3 separate regions of the Homo sapiens genome follow, and all the other regions are linked to region 3. Evidence: chromatin loops called from intact Hi-C (ENCODE). Cell type or tissue: A673. All regions are shown on one strand.

Region 1 (8,000 bases), 63 kb before region 3:
ACCCTGATGACACCTTCATCTGAGACTTTTACCTCCATACATTTCTGTTCTTTAAGCCACCCTGGCTGTGGCCCCCCATATGAGAGCCTTCGCAAACTGACACGACACTCCAGCAGTCTAGCTAGGTACTTCTCTAGCGTACTGTGCTGCTCCTCCACTCCCATGTGTACTTTGGTTGTGGTGAGGATCAAAAGTGATGGTGCATATAAGCACCTGGCCCACTGTGTGAACTCAAGAAATGCCAGCAGTTACTTCTATAATTTTGCTAATGTTTTTGTAATGTAGAAAGGCAGTGGGGTAGTGACTTCCCTTGTTCCAAAACACCTCAAGCTAGGCTCATCTCACTCCAAAGCTGCCCAGATGCCTGGACTTTAATCTTCTTGCTCTTAGCTAACTGAAGACAAAGCAAATCAAATGTGAGAAGAGAAGCCAGCTGGAGTCCATTCCTAAGTGTGTCCTAAATGCAACACAAGTCCCCATCTGCATGAGGGGCATGTCTCCACATCTTTTTGTTAGACTTTCTTTCTTTCTTTTCTCTCTCTCTTTCTTTTCTTTTCTTTCTTTCTTTCTTTCTTTCTTTCTTTCTTTCTTTCTTTCTTTCTTTCTTTCCTTTCTTTCTTTCTTTCTTCTTTCTTTCTCTTTTCTCTCTTTCTTTCTTTCTCTTTTTTCTCTCTCCTCTTTCTTTCTTTCTTTCTTTCTCTTTCTTTCTTTCTTTCTTTCTTTCTCTTTTTTCTCTCTCCTTTCTTTCTTTCTTTCTTTCTTTCTTTCTTTCTTTCTTTCTTTCTTTTTTCTCTCTCCTCTTTCTTTCTTTCTTTCTTTCTTTCTTTCTTTCTTTCTTTCTTTCTTTCTTTCTTTCTTTCTTTCTTTCTTTCGTCTATGTGTCTTTCAGCAGTTTTAGGTTCACAGCAAATTGAGAAGAAGGCACAGAGAGTTCCACATATCCTCTGTCTCCTCACATGCACTGCCTTCCCATTATTATCAACATCCCTGCTGGAGCACAGCGTGCATTTGTTACGCGTGCTGAACCGACACTGACACATCGTCATCACCCACGGTCCATGGTTTACATGAGGGTTCACTGTTGGGGCTCTAGCTTTTCTGCCTTTGCCTTTGCAATGCGGTGTGTTATCTCAGTGTTTGAATTGATGAGCTGGACACAGCTCATCAAGCGAGAAACCCCCAAAAGCGATTGATGGAAGTGATGTGGGAGATTATGGAAGAAAAAGGCCTCTCCAAGGGGCTCAGATATTCTAGTTCATCTGCTTTGCCGCCAACTGCTGGCTTTGGTTGTCGAGATCCAAACAGGGATCTGGAGAGGAGAGAGGTCTGCGGAGGGAAGACTTGGCCCATGGCAGTCAGATGCCAGGAGGGAGGGAGCAGGCAGCAGACAGGGAGTGTGCCGGCTTAATTGCTTCCTTGAGCAGGAGATATGACTTTTTGGAAAGCCCAATTACAGGCAAATTACACAGCTTAAGTTTTCAAAGAATACCAAGTTAAGCCACGATTATGGCTGAATGCACAGTATTGATTGCCCTCATTTAGAGAGGTTGGACCATCTTGCAAGAATAAAGATGATCAATTGAGGAGGGAGGATATGGCTGCATGCCTCTGACCACAGTTCCAGTCATTGAGTCTTAGTGACAAGTATTAACAAATTGCTATCTATCATCTAAAGCTCTGGATACAAGGTATACCGTGAGATAAATCAATGTAATTAGGGAGGGATCAAAGATGTTTCTTGTGGAGCGAGGTGCCAAGGCAGCCAACGAGAACCCCGAGAAAGTGAAATCTCAGCTTCTATATTGGTTGGAACATGTGCATTGCAGCCAGGGCTATGCTTGTTTCCAGGGTGGTGGGGCAATGTTAGGAGATGGATTTAGGAAATTATATTAAGGAAAAGGATATTAAAAGATGGAGGCTCTATGCCAGATATTACGGCAGGAATGGTTAGACTGGGGTGTACTTGACAGGACAATTTTCCAGAGAAGCTAGAAAGTCCCTAAATGCTGTTCTTGGCCAAAATGACATGTTCCTCTCAATGAGTGTCTCCTGAGATGTAAGTGCAGTAAAGAAGCAAAGCTAGCTAAGCCTCTTTAATACATGAATAGCTTTGGCCATGCACATTGTAGCACCCCAAAGAGCCTGCCTGGGCCAGGTGAATGGCTCTGTTTTCCATTGCAGGCAGGCTAAAGGGCCTCAGTCTAATAAGGAGAGCTCCTGGGAGGACAAATGGGAGGAGGAACAGAAGGATGGTGGGGAGACGAGGAGAAGTCTCTGTCCCTCTTCACTCCAGCTGTGAACAGTCAGTGTCCCCACATCTGACCAGTGCACTCAGCACTACACCTCCCTGGAAAGGCGTTTGGGGGTGAGAGGTAAAGGGGAGCCAACAGCGCCCACAGAGAAAGTGCTCATGGCACCTGGCTAGGAATGAATGGCTCCAGCACCACCCAGGAATACAGGTTCCAAAAGCTTTGTTCTTGCAAAGCCTCCTTCATTTTGTTGATTCATGATCCAGTTCTGCTAGTGAACCAGAAGGAGGATGCTGGGTGGGGATGTGTCTGGATTGCCTAGTTCCCATTCTGTGCCGGAGGGGGGCCTCATTAATGTGCTTCTGGAAGGCACAGGTGGATCTGACTGAAGAAGTTCTGCAGTTTCATTCAATTATGCTGTATATGGCCAGCAAGCTTCAATGGAAAGAGCTAATAGCATCAAGGTCATGTGTCTTGGTCCTGTGGGTCAGTTACCTTGACTCTGTTTCCATGGCCACAGGCTAATGATGGTACCCCAGCCCCAGCTGCTCCTTTACAGGTGTGTGTGATGAAAACGGGGGAGATGGGTGGGTGGAGAGTATTCTTGATTTGATCCAAAGTCATGACTCTCCTGAATGCTAAAGACTATGCCCCAAACCGTGTGGTTCAGTGAAAGAGCACCGAATTTCAAGTAAGAAAGAACTGGGTTTGGGTTCTGAGGTGGTTTGCTTCTGATTTGTGCATGTTCTGAGGTAGGGCCTCAAATTCTCCAGGTTGTGCTTTCTTCATCCAGACCATGGGTTTGGCAAGTCTAGTCTGCTGACTGCTTTTGTAAATAAATTTTTTGGAACATAGCTATGCCCATTTGTTTATACACTGCCTATGGCTGCTTTCACACTGCAGCCGTAGAGTTGAGTAATTGCAACAGAGACCATATGGCCTCAAAGCCTGAAATATTTGCTCTCTGGCCCTTTACAGAAAGTTTGTTGATTTCTGGTGTATAGCACGGACATGATGGAATTCTTGACCTCACAGGCTTATTGGTGAGGATGACATGAAATAAACTTTTCTTGTTGAGAATAATGAAGCATACTATAAATGTCACTGGCTATAATTATAATGGTCAATATATTCATGAAATCATTTCATCGTCAGAGTGGAAGCAGGGGCAGCATTTGGGTAGTACAAATCATGTGATTTGAGGGGCACAAAGAAAGCCTCCAATGACCCATATCACCTCCCCTGAGCACACGCACACTGACCACACTCCTGCCATGAAGGGTTAAGCTTTAGTTTTGAGCACTCATTATCCAGGCTGATTATGTCTCTATTTGAAAAGATTTGGAAAACAAGTCCTCTGGGAAGGGCAACACATCCAGGTGTTATCACTTACCCACACTTGTGCATGAAGTCATTAATTAGGCAGCTTTTTGCAAAGATGCTGGTTGAGATTGTTCGAGGAAGGAACAGGAGTTTATGGAAAAGGTAATTTTGAAAGCCTTGGGCAGTTTCCTGCAAGTCAGGGAGAAATGCTACTGAAATCAACAGCAAAGGATCCAGGGCTTAGGTTGGGCACCATCACAGAAAGGAGGACTAAGACAAAGGAAGTAAGAAGGCACTGGGAAAAGAGCCTTCCAAAGTTATTTGTTTTTCTAGGCACATTTTTTATGCTTGGCATGTGTTTGGCATGGAGGGATACACCCACCAGTTATTTGCTATAACAAAGGTTGCAGTATTGTTTCTTGTAGGTTTTCAATGGGGAACAAACAAGCTGTCTGCTACAGAATACAAATGAATTCTTGAAAATTCCTGATCTCCTTAAACCTTCTTCAGAGTGTGTTAGTTTAATTTTTGGATGAGGACAATGAACTAAAGAGTTAAGAGGAGAGAAGATTCACTTCCTCAGTTCTTTCTTCTTCAAGGACATCTGTTTTTAATCTTCCTCAAAGGTTAGCCCCTTAGTCAACAGTGGTGCCTTGTCAATTATTTCCTCTTGTTCATATTTCATGCATTGCCAATGGAACAGTTCCAGGGTGACGGTAGAAAAAAAATGTGTGTTGAAATTGCAATTGGCATATGTCTGAAATATTTGGGGGCTGGTGACTGTGCCTCCCCAGCACCAGGCAGCTGGAGAGTAATTCATATGTCAAGCCAAGCAGCCCACGAATGACAAAACACCAACAGGGAATAAAGGTCAGAGCGATTGATTCTTAACACACTTCTACTTACGCACAGAGCACCCGATGACAGGGCGTTAATGAGCCCCAGCACGGTGATGCGGAACAAATGAAAAAAGTAATGAATCGACTTTGCAATAGTGCTCCTGGAAGATACAGAACAATCCATGCTCTTAGATTAGCCTTTGAGAAATACCAGGAGAAAGTGGCTTTTCATCCTGCAGTGGGCAGTTTTCTGTGGCTGCTGTAACAGATGGCCACCGACTTAGTGGCTTAAAACAACACAAATTCATTCTCTTACAGTTCTAGGAATCAGAGGTCTAAAAGCAGGGTGTCAGCAGGGCTGTGCTCCTTCTAGAGGCTCTTGTAGGGGGCAGGGATTCTTTTTTTGCCTTTTCCAGCTTCTGGAGGCTTCCTCATTCCTTGGCTTATGATCCCATTTCTCCATCATTAACGGCGCAACAGTGGATGAAATATTTCTTGTATGATATCACCTTGACTTTCTCTTCTGCCTTCCTCTTGTAAGGATACTCGTGATTACATTGGGGCCATTCAGATAATTCAGGATAATCTCCCTGTCTCAAAGCCAGCTTATTAACAACTTTCATTTCGTCTAAAACCTTAACCCCACCTTGCCATGTGGCATAACATATTCACAAGTTCTAGGGCTTAGAATGTGGGCATCTTTGAGAAGGTCATTATTCTGCCTCCCGCATGCAGAGAGAGAGCTAATATTCATGCTGGAGAAGTGAGGTTGGTTGCTGACAAGTTCTACTGAAGATATCTGTGCAGGGATGAAGCAGCCCTGTTTCATGGCTGGCAGATAGTGAAAACAGAGGCCACCCTCAGGAGGACAGCTACATGTGGGTTATACTGTTTTCTTAGATGAGTCAAATTGAAGCTACTAAAACCATCCAATTCCATTCATTTCCACAAACATTTAAGATGGGCTTTTTAACTATCAGATGTTTTGGTGGCCACTGGGAATTTGTAAATAAATGAATCTGTCTCCCAAATGTAGTTGGTGTGCGTTGTATGAAGTTCAGCTACAGATGCAACATGTATTTTTTCTCATGCAATACAGAGAGTGCTGAATAAAGGGATAGTGAGAGTCAGTCTCTGGAGAAGGACTGTCTAGGCCCACATACTGAATCTACCACTTGCTAGTTGTTTGGCCTTAGTCAAGTTTTTTAAGCTTTCTGTACATTTGTTTTCTCATCTGTAAAGTCAGGATAATTATAGCAGGAACCTCGCTGTGTTGTGATAAAAAATAATTGTTGGCTAGGTGCATGGCTTATGCCTGTAGTCCCAGCACCTTGGGAGGTTAAGGTGGAAGGATTCCTTGAAGCCAGGAGTTCAAGACAAGCCTGGGCAATATAGCAAGACCCTATCTCTACCAAAAAAAAAGAAAAAAAGGAAAAGAAAAAGAAAACAATTAGCCAGGTGTGGTGGTGCGCACCTATAGTCCCAGGTGCTTGAGAGGCTGAGGTGGGGATCACTAGAGCCCAGGAGGTCAAGGTTGCAGTGAGCCATGATCGTGCCACTGTACTCCAGTCTGAGCAACAGAGCACGACCCTGTCTCAAAAAAAAAAAAAAGTTTATTAAAGAGCTTTATAGGCGAGGCCTGGTGGCTCATGCCTGTAATCCCAGCACTTTGGAAGGCTGAGGCAGGTGGAGCGCTTGAGTCCAGGAGTTGAGACCAGCCTGGACAACATGGTGAAACCCCATCTCTGCAAAAAATACACAAATTAGCCAGGCATGTTGATACATGCCTGTAGTCCCAGCTACCAGGGAGGCTGAGGTAGGAGGATTGGTTGACCTCAGTGGGGTGGAGGGTGCAGTGCACGGAGATTACGCCACTGCACTCCAGTCTGGGTGACAGAGAAGGACTCTGTCACAAACAAACAAACAAGCAAAGAAACAAACAAGAGCGTTATAGATTGCTTAACACTAAATGCATTCTAAATAAGTAAGCATGGAATAATAACACCATCTCAACAATGTTTCTTGGAATGTGTGGGAAGAACTTCTGAATGATGCTAATTTTGCTGTATGTGTGTGTGTATGTGTAATTTGCTGGTGCTGGGTGTGACACACACCTTATCACTCAAGAACATTTACAGTATGTAGTCCACTCCTTAAACTGTCTACTCCAATTCTCCTTCTTGTAAAATGGGACTGGATAGTGCTTCATACAAACAAATCAAAGAAAATCAATTACCCCTGTGGCCAGGCTAAACTTACAGTTTTGGGAACACATGGTTCTCACTGAACAGCAGCTGAAGCAGGCTGGACAGGATTGGAAAGATGCAAAAATGCATATTGCACATGTGAGTATTGAGAGGTGGCCCTGGAGCATGTTCATGGAACACTGTGGAAAAAAAAAGTTGTGGAGATAGATTTTTCTGTAAACAAGTCTGACTTTTGAGAGCACATGTGGTTATTCTACTCTTGTGTCTGTCCCTCTTAAAAACAGTTTTCTGCCAGAATCATTTTTCTGAAAGAGGCTTCTGGATACTAACTCCTTGCCTAGTGCTCTTGAGTTTCTCACTGAAGTACTCAAGACACGCCATGAAAAGCAGAACTCATAGTCCATCTGCTGCTAGAATTCAAAAGAATTGCTGCTAAGTAGTGTAGCTATTCAGTGCGGCTGAATAGATAAACACATTTGACGGTCCATCTCTGCAGGGTTCCTGAAAACAAGGGAATTTTTCAGCAAGACCCCTTCTTTGAAAGGGTAAACATAAAATAATACGTAGACATATACATTTCCAAAATACACAGCTTATGGAAAGGAGGTAGATACTGGGGGCGGCCCGCTTCACTTCGGGAGCTATAAATCACAACTTTCAAGTGTGTGAGTGGAAACATAAGAACCCTGGTGGATTGTCATTTTTTAATCACTTATTTGTTCAGAATGTCAGAGAAATATGCAGTAAGGGTAGGAAGAGATTCAATTTAAACCCTGCAATCTTTTATTTTATTTATTTATTTTTGAGACAGTCCCGCTCTGCCTTCCAGGCTGGAGTACGGTGGTGCGGTCTTGGCTCACTGCAACCTCTGTCTCCTGGGTTCAAGTGATTCTGCTGCTTCAGCCTCCCAAGTTGCTGGGATTACAGGCATGCACCACCATGCCCAGCTCATTTTTGTATTTTTAGTAGAGACATTTTGGCCAGGCTGCTCTCGAACTCCTGACCTCAAAGTGATCCACCTGCCTCAGTCTCCCAAAGTGCTGGGATTACAGGTATGAGCCACTGCGCCCGGCCAATCCTTTAAACATTGGGAATTTGGCAAAGAACTATGCTCTTCCAGTGCTATCTCTCAGGAGGTGACTTAGTTAATGGACAGATCAGGGACAACCCAGCAGTGAGTCTGGTGGTGAATTCTGGGTTTGGGTAAAGCTTATCTCATTTAAAAATAAGTAAGCCAGAAAAAAGAAGCCCACATAGGAGAGCTGGAATGAAAAATGCAAGGAACAGGGGAGGGGAACATTCTGCTGAAGATTCAGGGAAAAACACTGCACTGCAAAATAACTAAGCGTAAGAACCAGAAGAAATTCCTTGGTGTATTAATT
Region 2 (8,000 bases), 480 kb after region 3:
CCAGGATTCTTCTTGAATATTATTTCAGTCTGTCTCCATAATAACTCTGGGAGATGGAAGTGCTGTCCTATGGCACTGCAAGGAAATGGGGCTCAAGAGATTTATTTCATTGCCCAGGGTCACCCAGAAGGGAAGTGGCAGGCTAGGATGTGAACACACATCTTCGACTGGGTTTCCTGAAAGGCAGTTCCTGAGGCAAGCACTTGGGAACAAGTAGGTTTATTTGGAAGGTGATTCCAGGAAGCAGGAGGGAAGAGAAAGAGGAGAGAATGAGGCAGGGAGGGTGGAAATGGCCACTGAAGCAAGATTAATGAGTGATGACTGCTATGGGCAACAGAGTCTCAAGCCAGCTCTGTGGAAGGGTGTGGACTGCACCCAGAACTGGAAGGCTGGGGAATATCGCCACAAACCCTATGGGTTGGCAGCTGCTGCCCCAAGGGGTGTCATTTCACCCTCTGGGGGTGCAGGGGAAAATCCCCACATGCTGAAAAATGTCAGCATGCTGAGGACTGACTGCCACAGGCACTGGCAAACTCAGGTGGTGTTACAGAATCGGCAGGCACGGATGCTTGCTGTGCCATAACAGCCCAATACAGCAGGGATGGCAGCAGAGAAAGAGTTCAGTGATTGCAGGGAGGCCAGGCCAGGGGACGGGAGGGGGCCCTCAAACCCATCTCCCCATGGAGGTCTTGGCTGGGGTTTTTAAGGGGATTATGGGGGCAAGGGCCTAGAAAACTGGGGTTGCTGTTTGGTTGTGATAACAGGAGTGAAATAATCAGGATGTGGAAACTACATTCTTTGGTGAGTCAGCTCCTCGTGGGGTCCTTCAGATTCATTGGCGTCAGTAGTTTCACGAGTTTGCAGGACCTGAAAGAATATCTCAAATAGAAAACTTAACCTTTTGTTGTTATCTATAGAGCAGTTAAGAGGAGCGAAAATCTTTTTTTTTTTTCCCAGGCTGGAGTGCAATGGCATGATGTCAGCTCACTGCAAGCTCCACCTCCGGGGTTCACGCCATTCTCCTGCCTCAGCTTCCCCAGTGCTGGGACTACAGGTGCCCGCCACCACGTCCGGCTAATTTTTGTATTTTTAATAGAGACAGGTTTCACCATGTTAGTCAGGATGGTCTCTATCTCCTGACCTCGTGATCTGCCCGCCTTGGCCTCCCAAAGTGCTGGGATTACAGGCGTGAGCCACCGCCCCCGGCAAGAGGAGCTAAAATCTTATGATAGGGTTTACATGATTCTAGGACAACAGGAAAACAACTACGAGGAAGCCGGGCAGAAGGCAAGCTGACCTACTGATTAGTGCTGAGTGTGCTGCAAGCTTGGTTTATCGTTGTTCCCTTCTTCCTTGATTGATTTTATAAAGCTTACAGGGATGCTTTCAGCAGGACCAGGGGTGCGGGTTAAAACACCCTGGTCATCTGCCACATCAGCTGTGCCTCCAGTGCCCACGGGGTCTGCCCCAAGCTTGTCTCCCACAGTCCTGTCGCCTCCTGATCACACACCAGTGGTGCTTCTTGCTCCACCCTGACTACAGCAAATGCTCCTTCCAAGATGGTCACTTGCAACTCAAACCACCAGAACATCGGAATGTCAGGCTCTGTGTGAGAGAGTTTGAAGGTTTAAAGGGAGTGGTTCTCAAAGAGGCATCCCACACCAGTAACATCAGCATTACCGGAACGTGTCAGACATGCAGATTCTCAGGCTCCTGCTGCATCAAAGCGCTGGGAGTGGAGAACTGTTATCTGAAGTTTAACAAGCTCTGAAGGTGATTCTGATGCACACTTAAGTTTGAGAACTACTGAGAGCAGTCTCTGGTGTTTCCCATAGAAATTTGCACTTAAAGATAGCAACTTAGAAACTTTTCTGAAAATTTAAATGGTTTTAATAGAAAGAGGAAGGGAGGAAGGAAAGAAGGAAGGAAGGAAGGGAGGGAGGGAACAAGGAAAGAAAAGGAACTCATTTGACCATTAAATATAAATCTTGTGTTTGTCATATTTTTGTAGAAAAGAGGTTCTTAACCTGCGGAATCACAAACCTCTCCTGCCACCATGGGTTTCTGAACAGAATTAAGAGAATTCATGAGGGAGAAGCACATTTTTATTTTCACTAAACTCTACTGAAATGTAACATTTTGTTCAATTTGAGTGTAGGTTGATAAACCACAGCAGTACTGGCCATTCCCATGATTTTGTCACCAATAAAACCACAGATATATGCAGATGCATTAGAGTTGTTGCAAATATCTAAAATATTACTTAACTCCTCACTACCTCAATCTTATTTAATGTATTAATTTAAAAAACAAAAAACACATGTATAAGAAAGACAAGGGAAAGATGGGGAGGATAAGAGGGGAGAAGCAGGGAGGGAAGGCAATCCACAGCATAAAGGGAGGAAATACTATGTATTCAGAGTAGTTCCTTTAAGAGAGCTGAACGCAAAAGCAAATGAGAAGTGGGAGGGCCAGGAGGAGGAGAGGGAGGGGGAGCAAGATTCAGCCTAAAGGAATAGGCTCAAGGAAAATCACATTCCTGTGCAAGTAGGTACTGAACATGGACACATACATCTCAGTCAACAATGGTGTGTTAAGTGCTTTCTCTGTTCCAGGCAGGATGCTAAGACCTAGGGAGAAAATGGTAAAACTGGACCCTTTTCTCAAACTCACTTTAAGCTCATCAAACCAGAACAAATATTTTCATCAAGCAAATATGGATCAACCATCTATATGCAAGTACTACTCATGATTATTAAAGATGAGGTCCTGGGACTCACAAAGTATACACTCTAGTTGATCGGTCAAGGCATAAAACAATTCAAAATTACAGGGGGTATCGATGAGCCAGGAAGATGTTAACAAGTTCCTAATCAGCATCCAGACCAGAGCTGTGACAGGGCTGGGGAATGTCGAAGTCAGCCTAGGGAGGTGCCACTTAACCTAGGGGGGCAGTAGGACCTCAAGTTTGGAAAAAGGTGATTAGACCAGCACGGCTGAAACAAAAGGGACATGTAGGACCGTGGAAGTGCTTGCTTAGAAGATTAAACCAGAGCCAAGACTGATGAGGTTCCAACGGCCAGGCTAAATCTAAAGTCCCATTAGCCACAAAGATTAATTTAGAATTAGTGTTTCTTTTCATACAAGGATGCCATTGATACAGAATCAAAAGCGGTTAAACTGTTTTCAATTCCCCTACATGACAAATACTTAATGTAACTAAAAAAATAATACTGCCAGTGGTAGTGTTCATCAGTCATACATATATATAATACATATAAATAGTAAATAATATTAAATAAAATATTAAAATAATAGTAATATATTTTATACAAATATTTTATATATATATATATTTAGAGACAGAGTCTCACTCTGTGGCCCAGGCTGGAATGCAGTGGCAGAATCATAGCTAACTGCAGCCTCGACCTCCTGGGCTCAAGCAATCCTCCCACCTCAGCCTTCCTAGCAGTTAAGACTACAGGCTCATGCCACCATGCACAGATAATTTTTTTTTTTTTGTAGAAACAGGGTCTTGCTATGTTGCCCAAACTGGTCTTGAATTCCTGACCTCGAGCGATCCTCTCACCTCAGTCTCCCAAACTGCTGGACTACAGGCATAAGCCACCGCGCTCGGCTGTTTCTATTCTTTATTCTTCCTTCTTTCCCCACATTATCTGATTGTCTGATAAAGTCAGCTTCAGAAGGTCTGGTGACCATCTATTTAGTTGCAAGCGCCATTCCTCGGTCAGTTGCGAGCTTGGGGCGCCCTCTAGAGGACTAATGAAATACGCCGGCTTGGGGCAGCTTTAAATTTGGGCTGCACAGAGGAATAATCCGGGGAGCTTTAAAAACTCCTGCTGCTGGGCCCCACACTTACAGATGGAAATTTAATGGTTCTGCAGTGTGGCTTGGGCATCAGAGTTTTCTAAAGATCACCCAGATTTATAATAATTCTTGGAATCAGAGAGTGTTGGCCCTCCAAATTTGTTGTTCTTTTTTCAGTGTTCTGGCTGTTCCAGGTCTTTGGCATCGCCATATAATATTAGAATTAGCATATCAATTTCCAAAAGAAAATGCCTGCTGAAGGCTGGATCAGTAAGTCTTTTGCCCTCCCTTCTGCAGCCTTCTGCCTGCTGGTGCCAAGCTGCAGAAGGGAGGACTTACCGATCCAGGAAGATGAGGAGAGATGAGAGAAGAGATGAGAGCCAAGGGAGGATGGATAAAAACAGCCAGCAAAGCAAAAGGCGGCTGGGACTAGGTGAGGGGAGGGACGACAAAGGAAAATAGTATTGCTTGCCATTCCATTGCAAAATTGATTCTATTGCTGTCTTCTGAACTCCCCTGAAATGACCCCACAAAGTGCACAATGCTCATCAATGCTTTCAGCCAGTGGACTTCAGGCAAAATTCAAAGGGGGTGTTGTTTCACGCATCCTAGGGCAAAGCAGAGACTGGAAGTATAAGAAGCCTGGAGACTGAGAAGGCCCTGTGAACATAAGCCTCCCAAAATTCTTAGCCAATCTTTTAGATTGGGTCTTGGACATTGATGAGCCATGGCATTGATGGCCAAGCTAGTTTACCTAGATCTCTGGAAGGCAGGATAGAAGACAATTTGATGAATGACCCATACCAGGGCATTGAACTTTCCTCTCCCATACACACATGAGATTCCTCTTCTGCAGATGAAGAAAGAGCCACCACCCTTTCTCGGCTGGCAGTGGGTAGGAGGGGAGTGAGTGTGAGTTAGCCAGAGTAAGGCTGGAGATATGAAATCAGCAGAAGGCACAGGGATTCCCTTGAAGAAGGCAGAGAAATGAAAATCCAGAGGAAAAATTAGTGAGCCCAAATCAGCACAGCAAAAAGGATTCACATGAAGAACAGGAAACAAAGAAAGAAAAATCAGAAAAGAATATGACTGTGCTCCAGAACTGATATCAGTTGGTAGTGATATCATTACATTTCATATTTCACAGCAACTGTAAATTAGAAGGGATTGATTATTTTCAAGTGCGGGGACATCAATATGGGAGGGAAATATACACATTCTAAGGCATTGCTAATGGTTCTGGACAATTAGGAACAGAGACTTCACAATATTTAGCCGCTAATAATCATAATTATATTCCAGGTGGTTGGGCACTACGTTTTGGAGATGACGCAATTTCTCAGAACAGATTTCCCAGAGAACAAGCTACATAAATAATATTATATAATATTTCATGATACTAGGGAAATGACATCATGTTTAAGACAGCTCCATGGCTGTGAAGTATTGCTCAGAGAACCACTTCTGTAAATTTGGTGAAATAGATTCAGTCTGTGGGCATTGGAGGGTGTACGACTGGGGTCAGGGCCAAGTCTCACAGTAACTTGAAGTTCGTGGCTAGGAATTTTGCTCTTTATGTAAAGAGCAACGAGAGCAGTGGAAAAGTTTCCTTCCGGAAAAAGCTTGACCTCATTTATAGCTGGAAATCCAGGGGTGCTCTCCAGCCTGGAGGTCCGATGCGGAGAGGGCAGCGCTCGCTGCTGCAGGCGGTGCCAATAAACAGTGATTGTTTCCCCTCTGCAGTTTTGAGATCATCCTTTCTTTTGTTTTTCTTGTTTCCCTGCCTAGGTCTGATCAGAAGTTCATTTTGAATTGTATTAAGACTTAGAGATGGTCTTCCTCTCTCTATTGTCTTCTTCTCACCATTAGCTTAAGTGAAAAATTAAACTGATGTAAGTCACCTGTGTGTATTGCAGACCCTGAAGCCTCAAATTTAAGCCGTCAGTGTGCAACATGTGTTAGTGGCGGCATCTCCTGGCGGAAGGTGGTATTGACTTGCTTGTTCTCTAAAACAGCAGTTATCAAGCTTTTTGTTCATAAGATCCCTGTATACTGTTAAAAATTATCGAGGGCCGTAAAGAATTTCTGTGCAAATGGGCCATATCTATCGATATTTATAGAATTACAAATTGAAGCAGAAAATTTTAGTATTTTCTTATGTATTAAAATAACAATAAACCTGTTACATATTAGGGTGAATAACATATATTATTAAAAGTAGCGTTGCTTTCCAAACAATAAGATGCATTGTCTTAAAATCCTGCATATCTATAGCATAGGGCTTAATAAAAGACATCTGGGTTCTCATATATGCTTCTACATTAAATCTAAATATGTTGTTTCTGTTGATTACATGAAGAAAATTTCAACCTCCACAAATATATAGCCTTTTCAAATAATTGTAGATATTCTTTCTGGATACTACAACAAAACTTGACGAGTGATAGTTTCTTGAAGTTGAGCTGCACTGTGAAATCTGCAAATGTGTCAGTGAACTTTTTCTTCACAGTTACATTAAAATCTATTGGTTTCTCTTCCACTTTGCATAGATATTTACCAGTGCATGATTTTGTAACCTTACTTCTCAGGAAAATATGGGCTACTGAGTTATGTAGACCTCCCAAGTGTTAACGTACTACATTACATTGTGCAATCAAAAATGTGTTTAGTGGCCGGGCGCGGTGGCTCACGCCTGTAATCCCAGCACTTTGGGAGGCCAAGGCGGGTGGATCACAAGGTCAGGAGATTGAGACCACCTGGCTAACACAGTGAAACCCCGTCTGTACTAAAAATACACACACACACACACACACACACACACACACACACACACACACACACACAAAAAGCCGGGCGTGGTGGCGGGCGCCTGTAGTCCCAGCTACTCTGGAGGCTGAGGCAGGAGAATGGCGTGAACCCGGGAGGCGGAGCTTGCAGTGAGCTGAGATTGTGCCACTGCACTCCAGCCTGGGCGACAGAGCGAGACTCTGTCTCAAAAAAAAAAAAAATGTGTGTAGTAATTTCATCACTAATCATATCAGAAAAGTCTTTAAGTGAAGAAAATGTCAAGCTCACTGTGGTGAATACACATTTCCTACAATTCTAGTTTTTGCTTGAAAGTTCGTATTTTTTCACCAAGTACCAACTGGTTTTCCTCGAAATGACACATTCATTCTGATTATTTTTTAGAAAACACCCAACACCCAAATCTGAATAACCTTACTTTATCTGTCAGTTATTTCAAGTAAAAATAGCATTCCACCAAAAAAAAAGTGATTACAACCCTCACAACCCTAACAACCAGACAAGAGTTTTTCCTCTGAATGAATGTTGTACTTTGGTGTACAGCAGAAGTGCTCTCTGCACACTTCCCATTTCATCATGCAGATAATTTAAAAGATACATATTTATGGACCAATATTTAATAAAATTAATAGCTTTTACCACTTCTTCAAGAAAATTTGTCAGTTTCACTGACAAATTTAAAACCCAGTCAAGACACCTCAACGATGAACTCTCCAAACCCTTGATTATTGTTGTATCCATTACAGTTTGGGGTAAGAACAGAACCCACCCTGCTTATTTTAAGCAGGGAAGGATTTAATACAGACATTTACAAAGTCACTGCTGAACCTAAAGGAGCACATTCTGGGCTGGGCTTCAGGAATCATCAGCTGTTGGAACATTGCAGAAGCGACCCACCAGGGAAACTACCGGCCCAGAGACCACCCCTGGAGTTCTCCCAAATTCGAGAAGCCACTGGTGTCTATGGGGCCAGAAAACTCAGTAGTCTTTTGGCAAGATGCTTCAGAATCTCCTTGTTTCCCAACAGATTCAGCCAACACGTATGCAGGAAGATGCTTTCACCTCATTCCTATGATCCAAACATCATGTGAGTCAATCTAATCACAAAGCTTAAGTTGCTTCCAGAACTCTAACGGCAAAGAAATCTGAAAAATACAGTGTTTGGCTTTCAAACCTCTCAAACTTAGAAGGAAGGTTAAACGAAGATTGAGCAAGTCAATTCATTGTTCTAGATGTACTCAACAGTAATTTTCTCACAAAAGTCAGTGGTAACAAATGGCCGATTACCACTTTTTATCCAAATGATGGAGGCTGTTTCTAGAAAATATATACAGAGATTTCTATTTTACGCTCTAACCATTGGTTTT
Region 3 (8,000 bases):
AACTATGACATTATCCAGCCTTCTGAGAAATCGGGAGACAGAAATAACAGCCATTTTCCAAGCAGGTCAGTTTTAATTATCAATCGACATGGTAATAAAGTTCCTTCTGCTGTATTCCTTACACAAAATAAGTAGCCTGACATGACTTGATGTTAACTAATCAGTTATTTTTCTATTGTTCTATTTCCCTGTTCCCACCCGACAAGAAAAAGTAACTTTGAAAAATAATGAATACATCCTTTGTTCTTTGTTTCTGCTTTCTTCAACCCTTCTTGAAGCCATCCTCACAGGGTTAAGAAGAATTCTGGACAGAAATATAGTTATAAATAAGAGTAAATAATCAGCCTTCACTTTTACCCACTTCCTTGAACCTGATAGTCACAGAGCACTGATCCTGACCACTGGCATCCCCATTGTTCCTATAGATAAGATCTCTGACATTAAAATCACAAGACTTTTGTTTAAGAATTGCTTAAGGTGTTTTCCAGATCCTGAATTCCAGCAAAACAGTTGTTGCCAACCAGTTTGAAACCCCCCACAGAGTAATGAAATCAGAGTGAGAATATAGTTTCTTTATCTCCCTGTCCCATGACTTCACTCTGTACTCTTCACCCCGTCAACAATCTCCATGCTTCAGCCCACTCCATAACCCTTAAAAACTCTATCCCCAAACTCCTTGGGGAGACAGATTTGATTTTCCCTCCCTCTTCCTCATTTGGTGGCCCTATGGTTAAATCTCTTCTCTGTCACAATCCAGTGTCTTGGCATATTGATTTGCCATGCACATCGGGCAACAAACCTAGTACAATTACATTCTCTGTCTAGAAAGCCAACCTCTTCTGCTAGGCTCATTGGAACACTTATTCTATTTTATGGAATTAAGTGTTGACCAATTCTAAAATTGCTATAAAGCCCAGCGAGATCTTTAAACTAAATTTGTTGTAATTTGTCCTTTGACAATAGCTTGTGCATGTCTGCTCTCCCTCACAAGGAAACAACAGAGAAAATGGATCAGATAACTCCTGCAAAGTAGAGCCAGTGGTGATGGTGGATGGAGTGGACGAAAGCCATTGCCAATAGTGTGCTGTATGTCACAGTTAGCAAAGCATAAGGCACAGTTCCAGATTAGATGTGCCTTGTTAGTGATGGAGCAGTCAGAGTTCATGTATACGGGGCCAAGCCTGGTGCTGCTGAAGACCTGGATGTGACTGCTACTCTTTGACTGTTAGCTCCATAAACCTCCATCTCTCCATTTAGTGGGAACAATGTTCCCAAGTGAGAACAATGATACCTTTCTGGGCCATCTCACACAGTACTCAGAAGATGACAGAGCTTTGTTAACTCCCAAACCAGATGAGATGGCAATGGTGGGGGTGGAGTTGATATAACAATGCCCACAAAAGTCAGGGCTACATGGATTCCTGTGAACGATATAAATGTAAATGAAGAACATGGCTGGAGTCACACTCATTAGATATGGGAAATGTGGATTCTGGCCATGGCTCCTGCAATGACAAACTGTCATTTGGCAGGCTTGTTTTCCTTATTTGTACTCATAAAGAGAGGTTTGTGTAGAGGAGAAGTGGATAAGTAATTTCTACTCTAGCTGACGTGGGGCTGAGCAAACATGCTAGCTGGATTTAGGTAGGTAGGGTAAGCAACGTGAAGTGATGATACCTGAGATGGAATTGTCCCCTGCCTTTTTCTCTAGCATGACAAGTTGCCAGTGACTTAGTTCTTCGGTGCAGGAAACTGAAGTCTTAACTGCGTTTCAAAAAAATGCTCACTCTTGAACTCATACAGTGGCCATATGCTGGCTTGAGTGAGAGATGATTAGAAATTAGGCCTGACCTAAGAAATCTTTTAATCACTCACATGATTCGTAGGTACTTAAGGTATGGAAGCCCAGCCTCAGCACCCCATCCATTTAGTCTAGCTCTATGTGTGCTCATCAAATTCGACAGTTCCTTCTGGAGAGTCTGAGGCTGTTTCTGTGTGTAACCTTCATTATGGGGTGTTGGTAAAATGTGCTCCAAGTAAGATTCCAGTTTATCATGCAAATCCTAGACATCACTCTGTGCCTTTTTGAAATCTCCTTAAAGATTCAAACTCACCCTGAATGCCCCCGCTTGTGAATATCTTTTCCCTTTTAGGTCTTTCTACAGAATTTAGCTAATTATTCTGTAGTCTCTTTACCTATCTATTCATTTATCTACCTACTTATTTATATCTCTATCTATCATCTTTCTATCAGGTTTATTTATCTGTGTATCCACCTATCTCTCCATCTAGCTTTTATAGCATCTTTTGCCTTTCTGTTTGAATGTAGTGTTTGAGGTGATCGGATTCCCTGCCCAGTTGCTAAATGGAGCATGACCTACCAAAGGTGTTCATGGCAAATGGTTCATCAGTTAACTGGGATAATGGAGTCTAAGCCACCACTCTTAAGCCTAACTCCCTAAGATCCCCAATCCTAACCATTCTTTATACAAGGCCATGAACAATGAAGAAAAGTCTTACCCTAGAACATAGAGAAATAAGAAACTAAAGATCTGAATAATCTTCAAATCCTGCCAGCTTATCTACAAGCCTCCCTCAGACTCATTCTCCCCAGCCTGTGTTATTAACAGAAAAAAAGATAAAAGGTGTCACTTTATTTACAAAGAGAAAAGCCTGGCATAACCCTTTCTTTTTTTTTTTTCACAGCGTGTGTGCCCTTTCAAAGGAAATACTTCCACTAATGAGTCTCCTTTGCTTGTCCGTTAGTTATTAGGCACTTCCTAGAAAAAAAAAATCTCTTTCCTTTAATTAATGTGGCTGTTTTTTAGGCCTCCTTTGGAGATTATCTTTTTATCCTGAGCTACAGAAATAAGATGAGGAGGAGGTATTATGTTGGCATGAACTTATCTATAATTGACGTGACAATGGGGAGCTTTCCTCTTTCTTTGCTTGAGTAAGCTTGTCTTTGAAAAGATCAGACCATGGGCTAAAGTGAACATTTGGGTCAAAAACAAGCACAACCAATGAAATAAATCGATATTTCTTCTTAAAGCTACAGAGGACTCAGTGCAAATGGCAGACTAAGAGCCACTTCCCATGTCTTCTCCCTTCTTTGAACCCTTTGATATTAACATACATATGTATCATCCTATAATATGATATGCAGAATATACATATATATACATATGTGTGTGTGTGTGTTTATGTGTGTGTGTATGGAGAGAGAGGTAGGGATTGTCTGTCTGCCATTTGTGCAGATACACAGCTATATAAACATAAATCCATATATATATATGTAAATATATACATGCCTATATAGACATCCTTAACTGCATTAGAAAGCAAAATGGGTGCCCCCAGTGGAGCATACACCATGAGAAACTCCTGAAAGGTGGAGTCAGACTAATAGAGAATATTCCAGGGTAGGAGAGAACTGTTATGGATTGTGTGAATGGCACTGGGAAGGTCAAAGATTAAGAATAATATGGGGAAGGGGAGGTACCTAAGGGCAACAGTCAAGTGGCTTACTGGGACATCATACTAGGTAGGAATGGCAGCTTCCCTGCAATTCCCAGAGAGAATCTTTATCCATAGGTGGGACCAGTAAGCATGAGAATCAGGTGAGAGTGGCAGGGCACTTTCCAGAGGGTTCAGAAACATTCCCATTCCTGCAAGAAAAGGTATCAGAACACCTGGCTTGCTGCATAGGCTGGCCATGGCCTGCAATTGCTTGGCTAACATACAGCATTCACTGGGATTCACAGCAACCAACAGGGGGCAGCAAACATAAAGGTGAGAGTATGATAAAAGGTGGGCCAGGGATGAGAAGCCATACCAGCCAAGTTAAGTGGGCAGATTAATTAGAATAAAGAGAAACAAAACATTTATATATGGTTATTGGCATGCCCAGACCAAGCAGCCTGAACTGATACAATAGCTGAGTGAAAGGTCCTTGTAACATTCTCAGCATCACCATGGGAACACTGGTAACATAGTAAGGGGTGGAACTAGTTGTATATAGCACCCACATTTGGGATCTAGTCTTTACCGAGGTTTGCTCCCAAGGGACAGGAGCACCTGACCTTAAAGTTCACTGGCTTTCCTTCTGGACTGCATTCTTCATCAGGGCCAGGAGAAGTGTTTAGATAAAAAGGGAGTTCCAGGAAGGCTGAAGTTAGGTATGGGGTCATTGTCGATAAGGGAGAAGCCTAATTCCATTGCACAGTTAGGAGGACAAAGAGGTTGTCTCCAAAATCTGCCTAATAGATGGGTAGTCAACGTGGATGGTAAATCAACTGAGAAATGTCACATGCCCAGTTTGACCTCAGATGGAGAGTCTTGAAGGTGAACCTCACCTGGGTTACTATACTTTCAAGTAAAAATATTTGCTTTTAAAGGGAGAAGAAAGAAGTCTCCAGGAAAAAGAAGGAGAAGGCAAATATGGCGGGAGATCAGATTTGGTTGCAAATTATAGTCATATTGCTTGAAAGACCTTCCAGACAAGTGAAAATGCAGTGGATAGAAAGGAACAATCCACTGAGGTTGCTGAAAAGCAAATCGGAACAACTGATTTTTGCAGCAGATACGGGCCTCCACATGGTTGGTGTGGGAGTTTATCATTTGCCACACACTGTCAGATATGCTTATTTGGCCAGCTAGAAAGACAAAAGGCACATGGAAAGTGCCAATTAATTACTCAGCTATCATTTTGATCTTAAACACCCAGGCACTAGGTGTACCTCATTATCACTTCCTGACTTGGGGAATTAATGGAGAATCTTCTATTTGTCTTAGGTAGAGCTAACAGATGTTAGAGCATTTCCCTACCTAAAGAATTCTGGAACAAAACTACCTTCTTATTAGACATGGCCCACTATATGTAGCCATAGGTCCCTTCTGACTTTTATAACTTCCTCTGGGTGACTCTGAAGTTGAGAAGGCTCTGCCACACTTTCTAAAACACAAGGGCCTGTGTCTAACTTCCACATGGCATCATTCTGGGATAAGGCATAATTACAAGACCAAAACACAAATTTGACCCATCAATTTCACTTCTGACAGCTATCCTAAAGAAACAATTATATTTGTGCACAAAGAAGCATGCAATGTTGTTTATGTAGTGAAAAGTTTGAAAGAAATTTCCACCATAGTATATCTACATTTTGGAATCTTATGCAGTCATTAATAAGAAAAATTCAATATGTGTGTACTTATAAGTCAAATTCTCTAAGATATACTACTAAATGGAAGAAAGGAATTTGCAAAATAGTATATACTATACAATTCAATTTTGGTTAAAAAACTCTTACCACAAAAATTAAACTCTCTATTTCCATATGTGCATGTATAACCATGTTGACATATAATAAAATGTCTGAAAGCTACACATTAAATTGATAATAGTGTTTTCTTCTGCGGAGGATATAAGCTTGATTTGGAACAAGTGTGTTTTTTTTTTTTGTCTTCTACATTTGTTTGGATGTTTAGCATAAAAATGCATATATGCATTACTTTTGTAATTAAAAATAAAATAAAAAAATAAAAAAGTGTTGTTTTGAAAACACTTATTGAATCAACACTTCAAGAATACAATCAGCAATTTTATCAGAGAAACAAGGATATTTGCATGTGGATGGGCCACACACTTTTTTTTTTTTTTTTTTTGAGACGGAGTTTCGCTCCTGTTGCCCAGGCAGGAGTGCAGTGGCGCGATCTCGGCTCACAGCAACCACTGCCTCCCGGGTTCAGGCCATTCTCCTGCCTCAGCCTCTGGAGTAGCTGGGATTACAGGCATGCACCACTATGCCCAGTAGAGACAGGGTTTCTCCATGTTGGTCAGGCTGGTCTCGAACTCTGGACCTCAGGTGATCCACCCGCCTCGGCCTCCCAAAGTGCTGGGATTACAGGCGTGAGCCACCACTGGGCCACACACATTTTAAAGCTTTGCAATGAATACTCAAATGTCATGTCAATAGAAACATAGCTTTCATGGAAAAAAATGAACTTAAACAAAAAAATCAAATAAGAGAAACGAGTTTCACTACAAAATGCAGAGAACTAAGAGCAAATTCTAGAGAGAAAGAGGAATACCAGGAAACAGGAATTAGAATGATCTTGACCTCCCAATGGCACCATTGTAGGCAAAGATAACAGAGAAACACTTGCAAATTTCTGAGAGATGTTTATTCCCAACCTAATAGTTGATAACCGTCAAACTATTAATTGATTTGAACGCAGATTAAAAGTCCTAAAAAGTCGCCTCTCATGAAGGACATTCTGCATCGGAATGCGGAAATAATCTGAGAAAGGGAAATGAAGGGGTTCCAGGAAAGAGGAATCCAACACTATCCAGCCAACAGGGAATTCCTGGGATAATAGTGAAGGAAGTGCTAGGGTAAGAGGTGTGAGCTGGTCCAGAAAGCAACCACTACATCGTGAAGTCAAAGGATGGTATCTCTAGGGTGGATGACAACCAAATAAAGCAATGGATCGTTTAGGGGATGCGTTTGACCATACTGAAAAAATTTAGGAAACTATTAGACAATGTAGGGGAAAAATTAGACATAAGGAGATAGGAAAGTGAGCAAGTTAAAAAAAAAAAGGCAACAGAGGTCTTGCTCTGTTGCCCAGGCTGGTCTTGAACTCCTGGGCTCAAGCAATCCACACACCTTGGCCTCCCAAAGTGTTGGGGTTACAGGGCCATTATTATTTATCTATTTATTTATATCATTATTATACTTTAAGTTTTAGGGTACATGTGCATAGCGTGCAGCTTTGTTACATATGTATACATGTGCCATGTTGGTGTGCTGCACCCATTAACTCGTCATTTAGCATTAGGTATATCTCCTAATGCTATCCCTCCCCTCTCCTCCCACCCCACAACAGTCCCTGGTGTGTGATGTTCCCCTTCCTGTGTCCATGTGTTCTCATTGTTCAATTCCCACCTGTGAGTGAGAACATGCGGTGTTTGGTTTTTAGTCCTTGCAATAGTTTGCTGAGAATGATGGTTTCCAGCTTCATCCATGTCCCCACAAAGGACATGAACTCATCATTTTTTATGGCTGCATAGTATTCCATAGTGTATATATGCCACATTTTCTTAATCCAGCCTATCATTGTTGGACATTTGGGTTCATTCCAAGTCTTTGCTATTGTGAATAGTGCCATAATAAACATACGTGTGCATGTGTCTTTACAGCAGTATGATTTATAGTCCTTTGGTTATATACCCAGTAATGGGATGGCTGGGTCAAATGGTACTTCTAGTTCTAGATCCCTGAGGAATTGCCACACTGACTTCCACAATGGTTGAACTAGTTTACAGTCCCATGAACTGTGTAAAAGTGTTCCTATTTCTCCACATCCTCTCCAGCACCTGTTGTTTCCTGACTTTTTAATGATCACCATTCTAACTGGTGTGAGATGGTATCTCATTGTGGTTTTGATTTGCATTTCTCTGATGGCCAGTGATGATGAGCATTTTTTCATGTGTTTTTTGGCTGCATAAATGTCTTCTTTTGAGAAGTGTCTGTTCATATCCTTCGCCCACTTTTTGATGGGGTTGTTTGTTTTTTTCTTGTAAATTTGTTGGAGTTCATTGTAGATTCTGGATATTAGCCCTTTGTCAGATGAGTAGGTTGCAAAAATTTTCTCCCATTCTGTAGGTTGCCTGTTCACTCTGATGGTAATTTCTTTTGCTGTGCAGAAGCTCTTTAGTTTAATTAGATCCCATTTGTCAATTTTGGCTTTTGTTGCCATTGCTTTTGGTGTTTTAGACATGAAGTCCTTGCCCATGCCTATGTCCTGAATGGTATTGCCTAGGTTTTCTTCTAGGGTTTTTATGGTTTTAGGTCTAACATTTAAGTCTTTAATCCATCTTGAATTAATTTTTGTATAAGGTGTAAGGAGGGGATCCAGTTTCAGGTTTCTACATATGGCTAGCCAGTTTTCCCAGCACCATTTATTAAATCGGGAATCCTTTCCCCATTGCTTGTTTT

Evidence for each region. A loop is a pair of places that touch in the nucleus more often than their neighbours do. Peaks named below come from ENCODE experiments on the same cell type or tissue, not always from the same donor. Only the 100,000 strongest peaks of a DNase experiment are listed, where the experiment ranks them.
Region 1: it touches region 3 in a loop (4-fold over the local background); 2 of 110 quality-filtered maps call a loop at or near these places.
Region 2: it touches region 3 in a loop (3-fold over the local background); 16 of 110 quality-filtered maps call a loop at or near these places.

The regions. Positions count from the first base shown.
Region 1 is chr20:17,340,660-17,348,659 of GRCh38, reverse strand. The region is part of intron 2 of PCSK2 (proprotein convertase subtilisin/kexin type 2); the gene reads right to left. Among named protein-coding and RNA genes, the nearest start is that of PCSK2, 120 kb to the right of the region's middle. In A673, no CTCF peak of the experiment used is centred here; a DNase peak (open chromatin) is centred at 4,379; H3K4me3 peaks cover 1,005 bases; H3K27ac peaks cover 3,571 bases.
Region 2 is chr20:16,799,909-16,807,908 of GRCh38, reverse strand. No RefSeq gene overlaps it. Among named protein-coding and RNA genes, the nearest start is that of OTOR, 56 kb to the right of the region's middle. In A673, CTCF peaks have their summits at 3,775 (motif pointing left) and 5,797 (motif pointing left); DNase peaks (open chromatin) are centred at 2,448, 3,748 and 5,788; H3K27ac peaks cover 1,187 bases; H3K27me3 peaks cover 582 bases.
Region 3 is chr20:17,277,452-17,285,451 of GRCh38, reverse strand. All of the region lies in intron 2 of PCSK2 (proprotein convertase subtilisin/kexin type 2), which reads right to left. All of the region lies in intron 2 of LOC105372546 (a long non-coding RNA gene), which reads left to right. Among named protein-coding and RNA genes, the nearest start is that of PCSK2, 54 kb to the right of the region's middle. In A673, CTCF peaks have their summits at 3,761 (motif pointing right) and 3,781 (motif pointing right); DNase peaks (open chromatin) are centred at 2,731 and 3,781; H3K4me3 peaks cover 360 bases; H3K27ac peaks cover 2,938 bases.